Regions from separate parts of the Homo sapiens genome. Here region 1 is linked to region 2. A link is an interaction called in ENCODE POLR2A ChIA-PET data of the cell type or tissue named here. Cell type or tissue: Panc1. All regions are shown on one strand. Each heading gives the region's core, and the rest is flanking DNA. Links, peaks and the distances in the headings are about the cores only.

What was found. ChIA-PET counts read pairs that join two places held together with the same protein. Peaks named below come from ENCODE experiments on the same cell type or tissue, not always from the same donor. Only the 100,000 strongest peaks of a DNase experiment are listed, where the experiment ranks them.
Region 1: POLR2A ChIA-PET joins it to region 2 with 14 read pairs; 2 of 35 experiments call an interaction of 5 or more read pairs at or near these places.

The regions. Positions count from the first base shown.
Region 1 is chr12:24,633,386-24,641,728 of GRCh38, forward strand. The region is part of intron 1 of LOC105369698 (a long non-coding RNA gene); the gene reads right to left. Among named protein-coding and RNA genes, the nearest start is that of LINC00477, 53 kb to the left of the region's middle. In Panc1, for the core only: no CTCF peak of the experiment used is centred there; no DNase peak of the experiment used is centred there.
Region 2 is chr12:24,559,461-24,567,803 of GRCh38, forward strand. It overlaps LINC00477 (long intergenic non-protein coding RNA 477), which reads right to left. Exons shown (of 4, transcript NR_029451.2): 3 at 8,202-8,329; 4 at 7,504-7,748. It also overlaps a transcript of SOX5 not described here. Among named protein-coding and RNA genes, the nearest start is that of LINC00477, 21 kb to the right of the region's middle. In Panc1, for the core only: a CTCF peak has its summit at 1,740; a DNase peak (open chromatin) is centred at 3,576; H3K4me3 peaks cover 3,077 bases; H3K27me3 peaks cover 4,856 bases.

The DNA of each region.
Region 1 (8,343 bases), core at 202-8,201, 74 kb after region 2:
GTTAGACACCTACGTAAAATACACAAAAAAATGGAAATGGATTAAACAACTAAATAATAAATAATGAAAATATTAGAAGAATGTGGAGGAAATATTATTATAATCTTGGTATGGTGAAGGTTTAATAAGGCAAGACCCAAATTCAGAAGCAATGAAATTAACCACAGATTTGGGTACATAAAAATGTTAAATGTTTATATGCTCCAACACCATAATTCAAGGAAAAAGAGAAATAACAGACCAGGCAAAAATGATAAAATTATATAACCAACAAGGGGTTAAAATTCACAAGCAATAATAAAAAGGCAGTACAGTAGAAATATGAGAAAAGGACAGATATAAGCAAGTCATAGCATATGTATGTGTATAATAACAAAGTAATGTATTCATATAATGACAAAAACAAATCATTATTAGTAATCACGGAAATTCAAGTAAACTAATACAGGCACATACACATATATTGCCAGAGTGTCAGAAATTTTAAAAGTTATACTATCTAGTGTTGACAAAGACAGATATACACACTAACACTCATACAGTATAGGTAAAGTGGTTAGCATTTTGGGTAGATTTTTTGTTGTATTTTTAAAATTGAATTACTCTACTTTAAAATTTATCTTACAAAAATACATGTATATGTACTCAGATATGAATGTGCAAAGATATTCATTTCAACATGGCTTATAATAGTGAAAACCAACAAATCACACAAGTATTTATATTAAGAGGAATGATTAAATAGATTATAGTTTACAGTATATTCACAGAATTGGAAGTATAATGTGTCAGTTAGAAAGAATGGGGATGTATATATTCTGAACATTTAGCAATCTCCTAGATATATTGGTGAAAAAAATTAAATTGCAGAGTAATACAGTCTGAGAAAAACAACTTTTACTTTTATGCATGTGTGTATGTACATGCACATGCACATACACACAAGCACACACACACATATATAAATTCCATTAAAAGGATAAACTCCACACTGTTAGTAGCAATTGCTCCTTGGGAAGGAAAGTGAGAAATGGGAGTAGAGAGAGAAAGAGGTGATTTGGGACAGAAGTGATGGAAGTGATGGAGTTCTTTCATTTTTAGTCCAAGTATTTCTGTGAATTTTTTTTGCAATATGCATATATTTTCATTACTTACTTAAATTTAAAACAATACATTTGTTGCCAAAAATTCAAAATCTCATGAACAGTCTTATCAGTCATGTTTTACCAACTGCTTATGTTCCAACCTGTAGTAGAAAAGTTAATGCTCACACTGAAGCTGAACTAAATACCAAAAAGACTGTCCAAGTTGTGGTTTATTCATGCAACTCCTAGAGCATTAAAAGTCTTATTTTGTTGCCATCACCAAGTCTTGAAATCACAATGCCTGATGTTATTTTCTAGTTTCAGACACGATGCTATATCATGTCATTAATATCCAATTGTTATTATCCATACATTTAAGAATTACTCCATTGCTTTATTCAAAAAGTGCTTTTCACTTCTTATACAAATTATACTTGTTAGGATTTTAAGGAGCTTTTTTTTAAATCTGTCTTCACCTAATAAATTTAAAATTATTTCTATTGTTTGAGATCGAACAGGTGTAATCTCTCCTTATTATATATAGCATATTAACCAAAGTTAAAAAAAAAAAAAAAGCAAGACTGGGGAGGAGGTAGAATAGGTAGTATCTAGAACAGAGATTTCCAATCATTTTCTAAAGAGAGATCAACTTTCATTTTCTAAATTCTTGTGACAACTAGTATAAGAATATAAACTCTATCTATCAAAGGAAGGAGCACTAGGGGTGGAGGTAGAGATAGAGTGACAGGAAGGGCCTCTTTCCTCTCAGCAAGATGGCCTTCGAAGTGAAAGAAGTGAGTGCCTAGTCAAAAACTGTGTTTATGCTATGGAAACCAGCCTGAGTGTCAATTCCTGATCTCCATGTTGGGAGGTGAACTCAGAGCATTACTGACCATTTAAGGGACCGCTGAGGTGAACGAGCTAGAAAAATTTGGCCTCATATTCAACGAAGTGGAGACTTCTTGAAGGCAAAGATTTTGAATGATAATGAAATACCATTATACCATTCATGTAAATGAATAAATGAAAGAACCAATATATTCTGAAGCCTCACAAAATAGTTGAATCAATTGTTATTATGTTAATTCCATGATTTGCCAAAGGCAAAAAAGAAGATCTGAGGAGGATGCAGAATGTTAAACTGGGTTCACCAATATTTTCCTGATGAAACGCCATAATTGATATCCTAAAAGTCTTATGAGTGATTTTTCAGTTGTATTTTTGGGGGCTCCTAGAACATTTATGTCCTTAGTGGGCAAAATTTTGCAAATTATACAATTCATTCTTCTTCCTGAAATATAGTTATCTGGAGTCATGAATGTTTTATCAAACTAGGAGTATTCATTTGTTTTCCACTACTAATAAGCCTGGTCAACCTAATTCTGATGTCTTGCTAAAATTCTCAAGAATAATATAGACTTACTATCTAGGGATGGTTTATAAAGTATACTCTTCCCTCAAAGCCCCTAATTGCTTTTGCATACATATTTGTCCTTTTGTAATTCATGGCTTATATCTCTCTCTTCTCCTTTCATACAGTACAGCCTCTGTCTATTTAAACAGAAAGAGCTTTAATGTAAGTCAGAGCCAGGCCTTGAGAGTCAGGGGGAAGGCAAATCTCCCGAAGTTCAAAATCAATTTGGTTGCTATTAACAGCCTAGCTCTTGTACCAGTTTCAGCACTTCATGCTGAAGCTTAGAGCTTTTTTTTCTTATCTGTAGCCACTTATTTTGTCCCAGAGTATGTTGAGGGTCCCAAAGACATGACCCAGAATCAAGTGCTGGGGAGGTACTGAACTTTTATAGCCTGAGACTAAACACAAACTTGAAAGTAAATTTCATCATTAAAGCTAGAAGAAATGACAATAGGATTCCTGCTTCTTTTAAGAGCCAACACGAGAACACCCACTGGCAGTGAACACCGGGTATTGAAGATTTTTTCCCTTTTAACAAAGGTCATCTTCTTTATCCAACTGCCTCTTTTTGTGGTAAGACAAAAATCGACTCAGCTCACACAAGATTTACTTTATGTTTCTCTTGAATAATAGAGTTTAATGTACGCAATGGAAGCCTCATTTGCTATTCCTGAAACAAATTACTGTTTGTGATTTTAAAGCTGTTCTGATTTTACCAGTAATAAGTAGATTGTTGGATATATTTTGAGGTTTATGATGCATTTCTCCCAGAGTTAGAAAGTTTATTTTCATGAGTTCCGAGACTTCCGGTTTATTACACCCATGAAGTAGTTCTTATTATGAAAATATTTGATAGACATAAACCAAGGCACTAGAAATTTACTTCCTGATATCATATAAAAGCAACAGGAAATTTGAAAGTAAAACTCAGTTTTAATAACTTAGTCAACCATAATAAGTGAGTCGTTGAAAAACAAAAGCTGCAAGGAAAGAACGATGGAATTAATAGAATTGCAGTTATTTGATTGAGAAACACAGAAAGCATGACATGCTTTTGTCACAGGCTGATAACCACACAGGACCCATTTTTACTATGGTCCGAGCTATTGCTGAAAACTACTAAGACTCTTCTTACCAGAAGGATGGCAAAATTAATTAGAAAGACATTTTAGCTTAGAGGATAGGAAATTACCCATTTAATTTGACTTCATTTTGCACCAACTCAAAGTCAGAATATAGATAAGCCTCAGTAAGTCTCCTATGTTGTGAATCATTAGTTCCATGGTTCCCTTCAAGTTCTAGTAGGCAGACTTTCTTAGTTAATTAGGGAGACACCCCTAACCTAGAGAGAAAGATTGTGTATTGTAGTTAGATACTAAGAACTTCCCAGTTACCACTGTGCTACACTATTGATGGGAGTGTGAATCTGGAATGAACTTTCAGAAGTAATTTTGCAACAGCAACAATAATAACATCAATGGAACTCTTACCAAGTGCTAGGAAATTTGCTAAACATTACCTTCATTGTCACATATAATCCTCAAAACTACCCTATTAGTTTAATGCTAGAATTTTTAAGCACTTTACATATGAAGGAACTGAGGCTCAGTGGGTTTGATTTTCCCAAATTCACATAATGAGCAGGTGGCAAAAATGGGATGTGAAGTCATATGTGTCAGGCTTTAACATCTGTGTTCTTAATCTGTCAATATAGATCCAGATTTAAGCAGCTCACATCTCTTGCCTCAGAAATTCGGATTCTGGGACTCTATTCTAATGAAACAGCCTTCAGTACTTGTGATAAAATGAAATTTAAATTTTGGAGAGTTCTTAGATTCCCCTCCATTGTAAAAAGAATTTTGTCAATCACAACTCAATCCCTGTCCCCAATCTCTGAGATGAGTCTATTTTGGCCAGAATGCTAATGTTAGGCAGAATCTGAGCATGTCAAGAAAAGTCAAGAACTAAAGGTTGGCAGGAAAGTGGAGAGGGACAAAGAGACTGGCAGAGAGTAACAGCCATGTGACTTTTAGATAAAGCAGAGATGGGGAGTACTGAAAATTTTGGGGGGATATTAGCAAAAGGAAGTCTGGAGACTTTAGGATTTGAGAATTAGGAAGGAGAGAGATATGAAAGTATGAGGAATAAGATGAATGAAACTTTTTAATGTGTTGATAAGACTGTGATTCTTAAAGCATCAGCATCAACTGGCCATGTGTTAGAAAAGCAAATTCCCAGGCTCCACCACAGGTCTACTGAATCAGAATATCTGGTGAGGGAGTAGGGGACAGCAATCAGGATTTTCACAAGCCTGTGCACACTCAGGTTTGAGAAGGAATGCTTTGAGACAAGAATAAAGAACAGAACACTTTTCCAATTATATTTTTATGTTAATACTCTGCCCCTTTAAATGTGCACAGCTCTGGGACCAAACTGTGTGGTCACAACTTCAACAGGGTTATACACATAAACCTTTCTAGAAGTGCATCATTTCATCAGGTAAACCTACAAAACATCCAACTGCGTGTGAATGATTAGGTGGATAATGCTATAACCTATTCAATAAAATATAATAAAGCCATTAAAATAAGTTTTTATCACATTTTAGGAGGAAAAAAGCAAGGTATAAAATCATATGTGCATATAAGTAGATTTATTTATATGTTATAGAAACTTAGCAGAGAAAAAGACCCCAGTTAGTATCAAAATATTACATATAGTTATCTTTAGATATTTGAAATATGGGTTATTTTCTACACTTCCATTTCTTCTTATATTTATTTTTGAGTTTCTTACATTTTCTATAATGAGTATGTACTAATTTGATTTTTTTAAATGTGATTTTTCTAAAATAGTTACACAAACACTCCCTAGAACAATGCTTCCTCCTGGTTGTCTCTAGGCAGGGACTGAAAGTCTCAAAATGAGATTCAACAACAACTTCAGATTTTGAATCTTTCAGTCCCTGCCTAAGGAGTCCCTGCCTAAAGAAGAAGATTGTAAATTATTTCCCAAGAAATGCTGAGATGCTGGCTTTGCCCTTTTATCACCTTTTCTTACAATTTGCTTATAATAATGCCATATTGTTCAGTTAGAATTGGGTTCAGCTGCACATTACAGAAACCCCCCCAATAGTAGTTAATTAAATTGGTTTATTGCCCTCTCATATAAGAGAAGTAGAAAAGCAGATAATGAGTAAACTCTTCACTTAGAAATCACACAAAACAATTCTGCTTGCATCTCATTAGCCAGAATTTCACCGTGTACCTGCATTTAGCCACAAAGAAGTTGGAAAATGTAGTCCACTAGCTGGATACCTTGTCCTCCTTGAAACACTTGAGCTCTGTCACTAAGAAAGGGAGGATAGACACCAGGTAGCATCTAGCCATCTCTATCTAAAGTACCCCGAAGAAAGGTAAAAACAAATAATGAAGAGCTAAGGTGCTCTTTCTGCTTTTACACTATCTCTGGAGGGAGGAAAGTACAGGAGTGTAATGGAGAGGGGATGACTGTGCTTATGAATAAGACCTCTACTTAACTTGACAAATTAATTCAGCTGAACAAATTATTAGTTGATGCAAATTTGGTAATCCTAGATGTACCTATGTAATTTTTATACATAAAAATTTACTCTGAAGTTTTTTTCTCTGTTTCCCTTGAAATCTGCACTTCCTTTCATGTTATCTTTCCTACATGAAAAGTATACAGTTTATTTTGCAGGTACCAGCATTAGTCAGGATAGGAATGAATGTTTCAATTCCAAAATCCCTATATGCATCTTAAGGTATGTGCAAGTCAGACAACAACAAAAGACAGGGAAAGGCTCTAGAGATAGGAGAGGTCACCTTTTCCTTAACTGCATATAACCTTGATGGCTGCATGCAAGCTAGCTAAGTGCTCTACAGAACTTGGGTTTCTGAGATACTTTTGGAAATTTTTGTATTTCCCAAAAAACCACTATAGGACTTCCTAGGGTCATGACCTCAATTTTGAATAAGACGACATTAGTCATTATTCTAAATAGAACTCTGGTAGCCTATCTTGCACCTAGTTAGACATTTAATTACAAAGATTAAACTACAAGGAATAAATCTATGTGGAACAATGGATATGACAGTAAGTTACAGTTTTTGAGAAGATACTATCTCCCAGCTAAAACCCAATATAAAGGCCAGTATTCAAGAGAATATTCTCCTTGAAAAATGCAGTACATGAAGTCAATGACTACTCTAAAATATCATTCCAGACATCAGAGTGTCACACACGTGAAAAAAAACTCAAAGCAATAGGTTACTTAAAGGAAATATATGGAATTTTCTAGTGGATTGGGGAGAAAATTGTGCTACTTTGTATTTTCAAGGGGATAAGCGAGTAGAAGTTGGATCATGCATGAAAAGATTGTCTAGTAGCCTTAAATTATCAACTCATGAGTTTTTTGAATTTTAGTTTCCTTGATACTGTCAAAATTATTTCAGAAAATTATGCCAAGTATCAGAAAATAGACAAATGGCACTTTCAGTTTGTACCATCTTCTGCATATGCAGGGCTATTTCCTTAGTAAGTTCCTTAATGCTTTTTCCAACTGAAAATGATTCTAACAAAACAGTTTTTGCAACACTTCTTGGCATACTGTTTCACAGTCGAATCTGAAAATTTATCTGAGATTAAAGCGAGAATTTCTGCACCATATTCAAAAATTATCTCAGAGCAGATTATTGACCAAAATATAAAATTGGAACCTATAAAATGATGAGAAGGAAATATAGGAGAAAACATTTGTGACCTTAGATTAGGCAAATGTTTCTTAGACGTGACACCAAAAGCACAATCCATAAGAAAACCAAATGGTAAATTGGACTATATCAAAATTTAAAACTTTTATTCATTAAAAAATGCTGTTAACAGAATGAAAAGACAAGGCAGAGACTTGGTGAAAATATTTGCTAAACATATATCTGATAAAGAACTTGTATTCAGAATTGATATATCAATAATAAGAAAACAGTAAAAGTAAAGTTAGACAAAATATTTAAACATGCATTTCACCAAAGAAGATATACAGATGGCAAATAAGCAGTAGAAAGGAGGCTTATATGATTAGTTCTTAAAGAAATATAAACTAAAGTCACAATGAGGTACTATTATATACCCATTACAATGGCTAAAATTAAAAAGACTGACTATACCAAGTATTGGAGAGGATATGGAGGAATTGTAATTCTTATAATGGTGGAAATGTAAAATGGCATAATCCCTTTGGAAAACAATTGGGCAGTGTCTTAAAAAGTTAATCCAGCCATTCCATTTTATTTCTAGATATTTACCCAAGAGAAATAAAAGCATATGTCCATATAAAGACTAATACACAAATGTTCATAGCAGTTTTATTTGTAATAGTCAAAGTCTGGAAAAAACCTAAATATTCATCAACAGGTGAATGGATAAACAAACTGGTATATTCATCCTATGAAACACTACTCAGCAATAAAAAGGAATGAACTACTGATATGACGTGAATGAATCTCAAAATAATTGAGTGAAAGGACACATAATGTGTGGTTGAATTTCAATACAATTACAGGAAATGAAAGCTAATCTTTCATGAGAGAAAACACATCAATGATTGCCTAGAAAAAGGGGACAGGGTGGGGAGGGGCAGGAGAAGAAAACTATAGAGGCGGGGGAAAATTTTGGCAATGATTGTACACCTATTATCTTGATTATGGTGATGGTTACATGGGCATTCCTATATCTGAAAACTCATCGAATCATACACTTTAATATGTGCAATTTATTGTATGTCATCAGTATGATAAAATTGTTTAAAAAAGTAAAGTGAGAGTT
Region 2 (8,343 bases), core at 128-8,127:
TTACTTTTTTATATAATCTGAACATACCCTCAAATCAATGATTACTTATCACTCAGAAAAAGAACAGAGCTTTTCAAGAAGGTAGTACATACTGTAAGCATTAGATCATATTTTAAACTTGCTTTGTAAGTAAAAAAAAAAAAATTCTTTAAGCATTTAAATTCATTCCTTTAACTGGAAAAGGTAAATTTAGAAATTTAAATTCTCCTTATCACTCATAACTCACCCCCACTGAGGACAACCAAAAAGATGACAACATACCTGAGTATAAACTTCACTCTTTTGCTATTTACTATTTATATACTCCACAGATAGCATCTTTCCAAGTGTATATTCATTTTTTTTCTTTTACCAAACCACGTGTCAGTCTAAACAGGATGTGCACTTACATGTATAGAACTAACTTAATTTGAATTAGCCATTGGACCTCAAATGCCTAGTTATTTACCAAACAGGTTTTGGAGTTTTGAATTCTATATACAACATGCCATTCAACCAGAACTGTTTAAGCTCAACAACAAAACTAATACAAGCTTTCCGTATTAAGAATTGAAGTTTTTCCTGTATTAAGAGTTTACACTTGCAAGTCTGTGTCAGATTGGATCAATACTACCCACTCAAAAAGGCTACAAAATGAATTTTTTTAAACCCACAGCAAGAAAAAACTGTTGATTCTTCAGGAACAAGGTTGTTAGAAGAGAGATCACTGGAAAGAAAAGGGGGAAAAAAGAAAGAATTTCAAGCAAGTATGCTACTATGTAATTAACACAAATAACTAAATAATTATGCACATCCCTTCCCACCCCCACAATTAAATGTTTTTAAACAACTCATGTGATGAAAGATCTACCTTTTAGGCAAACAAAAGCAATCCCTAGCAGTTTAAGGATTTAAGGCTGTATTGCATCAGTTTTAAGTGATGCTTATGATTTTTATCTTGTATAGTTCTGAGGAATAAACAGTTGATGGCATAATTTGCAGGAGAACTTTGCACAGTGCCTAAAAGAACTTCCACTGTAAGTACTTATGATTTTAAATCATTGTGGCTGAATTTATCTAGGCTTCTGCCTGGGAGCTATATTTAAATCAGGAAGAAGCACCCCTAGAAACTTTGTTCCATGTATCTGCATTTGAAACCAGATTCCTTCCCTATCTGAGCTAACAGCAATTCTCATACAGCTGAATTCCTTTAAAATTAGACAGATCAAAATTTAGCAGTTCTGTAAAGGCTCTAAGAAATCGTCCTCCTTTTAAATGCTATAAAAGTCAAACTTGAAAAACATTTCCGTATACTTTAAAGCCATCTGGCCCTTAACCTAATCACTCTTGGCCATCGAGCCTCACTCCCGTAATCCTGATCAAAAATTTTCCTCTGGTTTTTCTGATGGAAATGTCCATTGCCTACAAATCTCACATGTGCCTACTTCATTGGCCTGTTTGTGTCTGTGTGTGTGTTTTCAGGGTACTAGGGGCCATTATTTATGAAAAGCAAGGAAACAAATCACTGTCCAGTCCCTTTGCAGATTCCCACACTTACTGCCCCAAATCCCACAGATTTCCCTTGGTCCTGCCCTTGGCTAAAGAACTCTGCTGAGCCAGAAGGCAGTCCCTGGGGACACCTCCTTATGCCTTCCTTGACAAAGTCCTTTGGCTATCTGGGTATGTGAGGATCTCAAGTGGGTTCCAGCAAATCCCTAAACTTTTGTAAGAAAGTACAGTTGACTGCCACCCAGAGTGCCTGGACTGCCTGGCACCGAGTGTAGGGCTCTGCATATTCACAGGATTCCTCGTCTTGACCTGCTTTAGCTGAGAAGGGAACACATTAAAATGAATTCACATTCATCATCACATTCTGAATTTAGTCACAGAAACCAGCGTCTTCAGATATTCACCAGGGTCAATCTATTTATTAATATAGTCGCTTTGCAAAGTGTAGGGAAAATGACTAATAAAATATGTAAACAGTGCTTCGTGTGCATCCGATCAATACTCAACAAACTGCTGCTCTCCAACGCAAACATTTCCAAATCCAATTTGATTTCAACTCGTATAACCTCTTTTCATTGCTTCTTATTGCTGTAGCCCCAAAGTGCAAGCGAGATTTCCCAAACCCGCGCTTAAAGTGACACAACACGTGAGTGGTCTTCACTTGGTACACTGAGTGAGGTGGGGGGAAAAAGTAGTTGCAATTAGAATTAAAGCTTCCGGTCTCTGAAATCCCTAGAATCCTGAAGGATGAGACTTGTTTCAGAAATTCCGGGCGGGAGGGAGGGGGAGTGGTAGGGAGAAGGATTGCAGAAAGCGAAACAAAAAGACGAAAGAGTCGGGAGGTGGGGGTGACTAAGGTTAGGGGGTGGGCCAGGGGTCGCTCTGATATCCTAGAAGGGTTAAGGGGCTTTGTCCAACTTTTAGGGTCTGGCCTTGGACATTGGCCGCGATGCCCAGCACAGCCCAGGGTTCTCCCCGCACTCTCCTCTCGCATCAACCACCTCCACCGCCACCACTTACAAAACAATACCAGCAACAGTACGCAGGCTTCCCAACAAAAATAGAAAGTTATCCCGTCTCCGGGTCGGGGTCCAAGCCGGCGCTCCAGGGTCCCCCGGCCAGCCGCCCCCGGGGATGACAGGGCCACTCCGCGCCTCGGGCCGCCTCCCACCTCTCCGCCACCCCCAGCCCAGTCCCCCTCCCTCTGTACTTGAGGAAACTCCGGCGGCGGCCCCCTCCCTCCTCCGCGGCTCTCCAGCTGGAGCCGGGAAGGAGTGCTGAGTGGCGGGCCCGGCGAGCGGCAGAGGGGAGCTCTGCGCCTTGGAGGTCTGCCCACAACAACATCGGGACGAACAACAAAGTTAAAACGCAGCGATTCACGCACCTTACCCGGTCTCGTTAATGCCTCCTCCGGCGTGGGATGCAAAGTGGCACAGAGGCGGGCTGGGGGCCCCCGGGAGGAGACTGGAGATGGGTTTTGGTGGCTCGCCTTTTTCACTCTGTGTGTGTGTGTCTGTGTGTGTGCGTGTGTGCCGGTGTGTGTGTGTGTGCGCGCGCGTGTCCCTCTCTCTCCCCCCGTCTCTCGCTCGCCCGCTCGCTCGCGCTCCCCGTGTTGCTCTCAAGGACGAGGTGAAATCCCTTTGCTGGTCATGAGGCGGCTTCAGAGACAAACAACACAATGCGAGTGCAAATAACAAAAGGCAAAAAGACAGTAGGAACAATGGGGGAGGCGAGGGCAGCGCACCAGCCGGCGGTCACCGCGGCCCGGCGCCCGCCCCGGGGGGTGCGGCGGGGGCGGGGGGGGGGCGCGGGGGCGGTGCCGGGGGCTCCCGCTCCCTCCAGGTCGCCCCCGAGCTCCCGCAAGCCCACCCTGACCTCCTTCTTGCAGCTCGCCGCCCGGCCGCCCTCTCTATCCATCCGAAGGGAAGGAGCCCCAGAGTTTTCTTCCCCGTCTGCTGCAGAGTAACTAGATTGTAAATAACGCGGCGATTACCCACACCGTGCAGGAATTTTTTTTTTATCTGCCCTCCACTTAAAGGAGCGATAAAAATGAAATGGCAGGAGTGGAAGGAGCCAGGGAGAGCGGGATATCTCTAGATCTCGATGGAGCTCGCATCTATAAATACGCATTCATGTTTAGTCAAGTCCCTTTGTCAACTTCTTCCCGGCGCCTGAGCCTCAGCCGCTGCTCTGCGCCCAGGACCTGGCCCCTCCCGGCCCCCTAGTCCAGTGGTCAGGCGGTCGGGCCGGCAGGGAGGGCGCGCGCGGGGGGCTGCGGGGTCCGTGGAACCTTTCCGGGAGGCGAGCCGCGGGCTGCTGGGCGCGGAGGCTGGAGCCGCGAGAGGTTCGGCTGCTGAAGCGGCCACTGCCTCCCAGAGCCAGGCTCCGCGCCGCGCGTCCCCGCCGCCGCCGGCACTGTGCACCCACCTACTCCTCGGAGATTGGGGTAGGGGAAAAAAGTTTTGAGGCGCTCTCATCTCTGCCTCCGGGGTGGTTGAACTGGTTTGGTTTTGTGTTAAGCGAAGCCAAAAAAAAAAAAAAAATCACCACACACACACACACACACACACACACACACACACACAGACACACACACACACCCCAACCCAATGCCCAAGAACCAGGGAATGAAATTTAGTGATATTTAGGGAGAAATAAGGCTGGGCGCTGGGCTCCGACTCTTTCTGCCGCGACACTTGAGTGGGCGCGTGGAGCCGAGAGAGACCCTCAGAGTCCCATCCCCATCAGAAGAAACTCCGTCGGTGATGCCCTGAGCAGAAGCTGTGGGGCTGATTTAAGTGTGTGCTCTGACAGCTCCCGGGCTGCTCCGGCGCTTATCTCTTCTAATCTTACTTTCATTGACTTAAAACAGCTGCCGGTTTGCCAGGGGAAAAAAATCCTATTAAATCTCAAACCAGGGTGGGGCGGGGGCGGGGGTTCCTGACAGTGATCTTCCCAGAGCTAGTGTCCAGAAAAGAGCAGGGGGAAGGGAGAGCATTCACGGGGGTGGCTGCGTGTTGGGAAGGGGGTGATGGAAAGGGGACTAAGGAAACAATTCGAGCAACACGTTTCTTTTCCTCGCTGTAGCCTTCTCTCCTTTTGCTTTTATGCCGAGGTGCGTGTTCTCTGTCCCCATCTCTGTAATTCTCTGCAGACGCGCAACCATGGACTGCGCCGCGTCCCTGGGCACCCCCAGCATTACCCAGAGTGCAACAACACCATCAGGAGATCAATGACCAGACTCTATTTATTCTTCACGCGCCTAGAAGAGCAGGACTCCGGAGGAGCTTGGGAGCGAGGCTCGGGGCTTGGCTGTCTCTGGGCGATCTCTCCCAGACTTTTTCGGGCTGATTTCTAAACGGCAGTTAGTAAGCAAATGTAATTTCTCAATGCATGCCACACATACCAATCACAATATATTCACCTAGGAAAGTGAGACATCCTTTCTACCCCTTTCCACCCTTGGTAGATTTGTTTCTGGAGGTGGGTTGCTAATACCTGAGATTTTACACTTGTCAAGGGCGGAAACTTTCCCGGGTGTTTGATGATTGATTATGTGGTACCTGTTTTCTAAAAACGGCTAAACACCTTTCCCTGGAACAAAAGTGAGAAATGTAAATCTTAATAACTCAAGGCAAAAATTTCAAAGTGTAAGCACAGCTATTATCCACTCCCACAAAGAAAAGCTTCCTCTTACACAAATATTTGATAGCATAGAGCCCAGTAATTAAGAGAACAATCAAATAAGCTCAGGGCTTTCGTGGGGACTTTAAATTATCATCTGCCTAGAATTTATAAGCAGTGCAATCATTTGCTGCTTGGATATAACTCTGGATATGGCAATCTAAATGTCCATCCTTAAGCAATTTTACTATGTGTTCCTAAGTATTTAATGAGAGAGATGGATAATAATAATATTCAAATTGCTGGTTCAATGTAGCTTCATCAACTGTGTGAAAAAATTGTGTGTGTGTGTGCATGAAACACATTTCCTATATGTTTCCTTTCCTTACATTTTCTCTACCATGCAAGTTTCACATCAGAGCCACTTGCACATATGGCATAAGAATTCGTTGATGATCGTACTCCACCTTAAATTTAAGTGTTACTTTTATTCTAAGAGTTCCCAGTGTATGTTGAATGGTTTCTTCTCTTTTTGTTGTTGTTGTTGTTGTCGTTGTTGTTGTTTGTTGAATGGTTTATTCTCATAGTACATATGTAGTTGCTTTACAAAGTTAGCTATTACTATGTCAGGCCCAGTTCCTTAAATACTGTGCAAGAAGCAAACAGGGCCCAACTACAAAACAAGTTGCCTCTCGCTACTACTTATATGAACATACTTAACGTTTGAAAAGGGATTGTCATTTACAGTGAACATCTGCTGGGTCGTAATCCCTTTCTCTCAGACAACACCCAGGGAAGAAAAAGTCTTCTGGCACCTGACCAGTAGGTTACGAACCTACCTGCTTGGCCTAACCCCACCAAGCAAAGCAGTGCCACCTCCGCAGATTTTCAGCCTCTACTGCTTCTTGAGTGTAACCGTTTCTGGGGCCACTAGGCTTCCTACTGGCAGAAGAAGGGAAGCCAGAGGGAGAGAAGGCACAAAGTTCCAAAACTGCCTAGTGAGATACTGGTGAAACTTGAATTACACCAATCTCTTTCCTCCTTTCGTTCCTACAGGCAGCATAACTTCCAACCACATATAGTTATTGAAACCACATGCCCTTAAGACTAAACCATGATCATTATACAGCAACAGCATAGCTGATCAAAAACTTCCAGTGGGATGTTTGTTTGTGTTGGGCTTAAAAAAAAAATACCCTAATTTGTAGCGGGACTGACACATTAAAGATCAGCGTTTCCATTTATTAAGCATTTGCTATGTACCAGGATGTTGGCCAAATGCTTTTTTAAAAATGTATTTTGTGTCTCCTTCTCACCACAAACTTGCAAGAAATTTTACATCCCTGTTCTTCAGATGAGAAAACTAAAGCTCAGAAAGGTTAAATGACTTGTCCAAGACCATGCAGTTTTTAAGTGATTGACCCAGGATGCAAATCCATTGTCCAGTGTCATGCTTGAGCTTTTTCACTTCACCTTGATGCCATGTACATGTTATATTAGGGCCAGTTTTCAGTGGCAAGTATTATTTCATTAAATAGATAGATATAAAATATCAAATGTATACTATGTTCATGCCAGTCATCAGCTATGTTGGTATCCACACTCGTGTTGGTCATTAGATAACTGAAATTTCCAAGAAAATCGAAATGTGCTATACATGGAGTGTACGTGTGTGTGTGTGCGTGTGTATGTATATATATGACATTTATATATATTTTATGTGTATGAAATTGTCTTATTTTGGAGGCAAGGCGATTATGTATTATATATATATATACATATGTATGTATCCATATGATGTATATAAAAATGCATACAATATATTGTTAAGTAGCTACAATTTTTGAATTCCTATCATTTTACAGGCATTGTTCTAGGTGTTTTATGTATATAAACGTATTTAATCCTCACAGCCACTCCATGAGGTACATAATTTTATTGTATCATTTTACAGATAAGGAAACTGAAGCACTGAGAGGTTATGTAACTAACTTGCCCGAGGTTATACGAATAGCAGGTGAAAGAGCCTGGCTTCAAACCCAGGTAATCTGGCTTCCAGACCCATTCCCTAACCACTCCGCTATACTGCCTTTCAATATATGCACCCAGATGTATACATAATATGCATACATAAATTTATGGGCAGATATATACCATATGCAGCTCTCAAAATATGGGGGAAATAAAAGCATATAACTGACCTCTGTATCATTTCCATCATCATATTCTAGTTGCCTCCCAAGGCAACAAGAAATATTATTGATAGGAGAGGGCTTTACACTGCCCACAGTATTCAAGATTCTCTAATAAGTTTTGAGTCCATCTCAATCCCTCCAACGTATTTGGAGATATTCATGGACTGCTAGGAGATATTAGGAGTATACAATGTTTGACCTTAGCCTATTTTCATAAGGCTCATTTTGAATTTATTCGGTCATATACATTAAAAATAGCAGAGACAAGTTACTTGGGAATCCTAAAGAAGAAAGAGGGATCTTAATAAGTATGAAATCCTGTGACGGCTGGGCGCGGTCGCTCATGGCTGTAATCCCAGCACTTTGGGAGGCTGAGGCGGGTGGATCCCGAGGTCAGGAGTTCGAGACCAGTTTGGCCAACACAGTGAAATCCCATCTCTACTAAAAATACAGAAAATTAGTTAGGTGTGGTGGCGGGCGCCTAAAATCCCAGCTACTCAGGAGGCTGAGGCAGGAGAATCGCGTGAACCAGGGAGGCGGATGTTGCAGTGAGCCGAGATCACACCATTGCACTCCAGCCCTGGCAATAGTGTGAGACTCGGTCTCAAAAAAAAAAAAAAAAAAAAAAAAAAAATCCTGTGACATAGGAGATAGAGGGAAATTTAGGTGATACAAGAGACCAAATATGTCATCTTAATGGTTATGAATTATCCATTTTTATATTTTTCTAAATTAGGGTAGTTTGTCAACCCTTACTCTGTTAGTAAGAGAGTAACATATAACGTTACGATGTCAATTTTAAGTTTAGCAGTTATGGGCCCAAACACTGATACCCTTCAAAGGAACCTTAAAATACTTTTTTATAAGAGTCCCCGATGAGACAGGTTTATTTACCTGTCTCGTCAAATGCAATGTCCATATCAAATTTTGAAAGTGAGCTTCTCAAAACCAGCCAGTGTTGAAAAAGTATTTTGAGATCTTCTTCTCTTGCTCCTTCTCTTCTAAAATATTTAAGGGATTATCTAAGGAAGGAGAA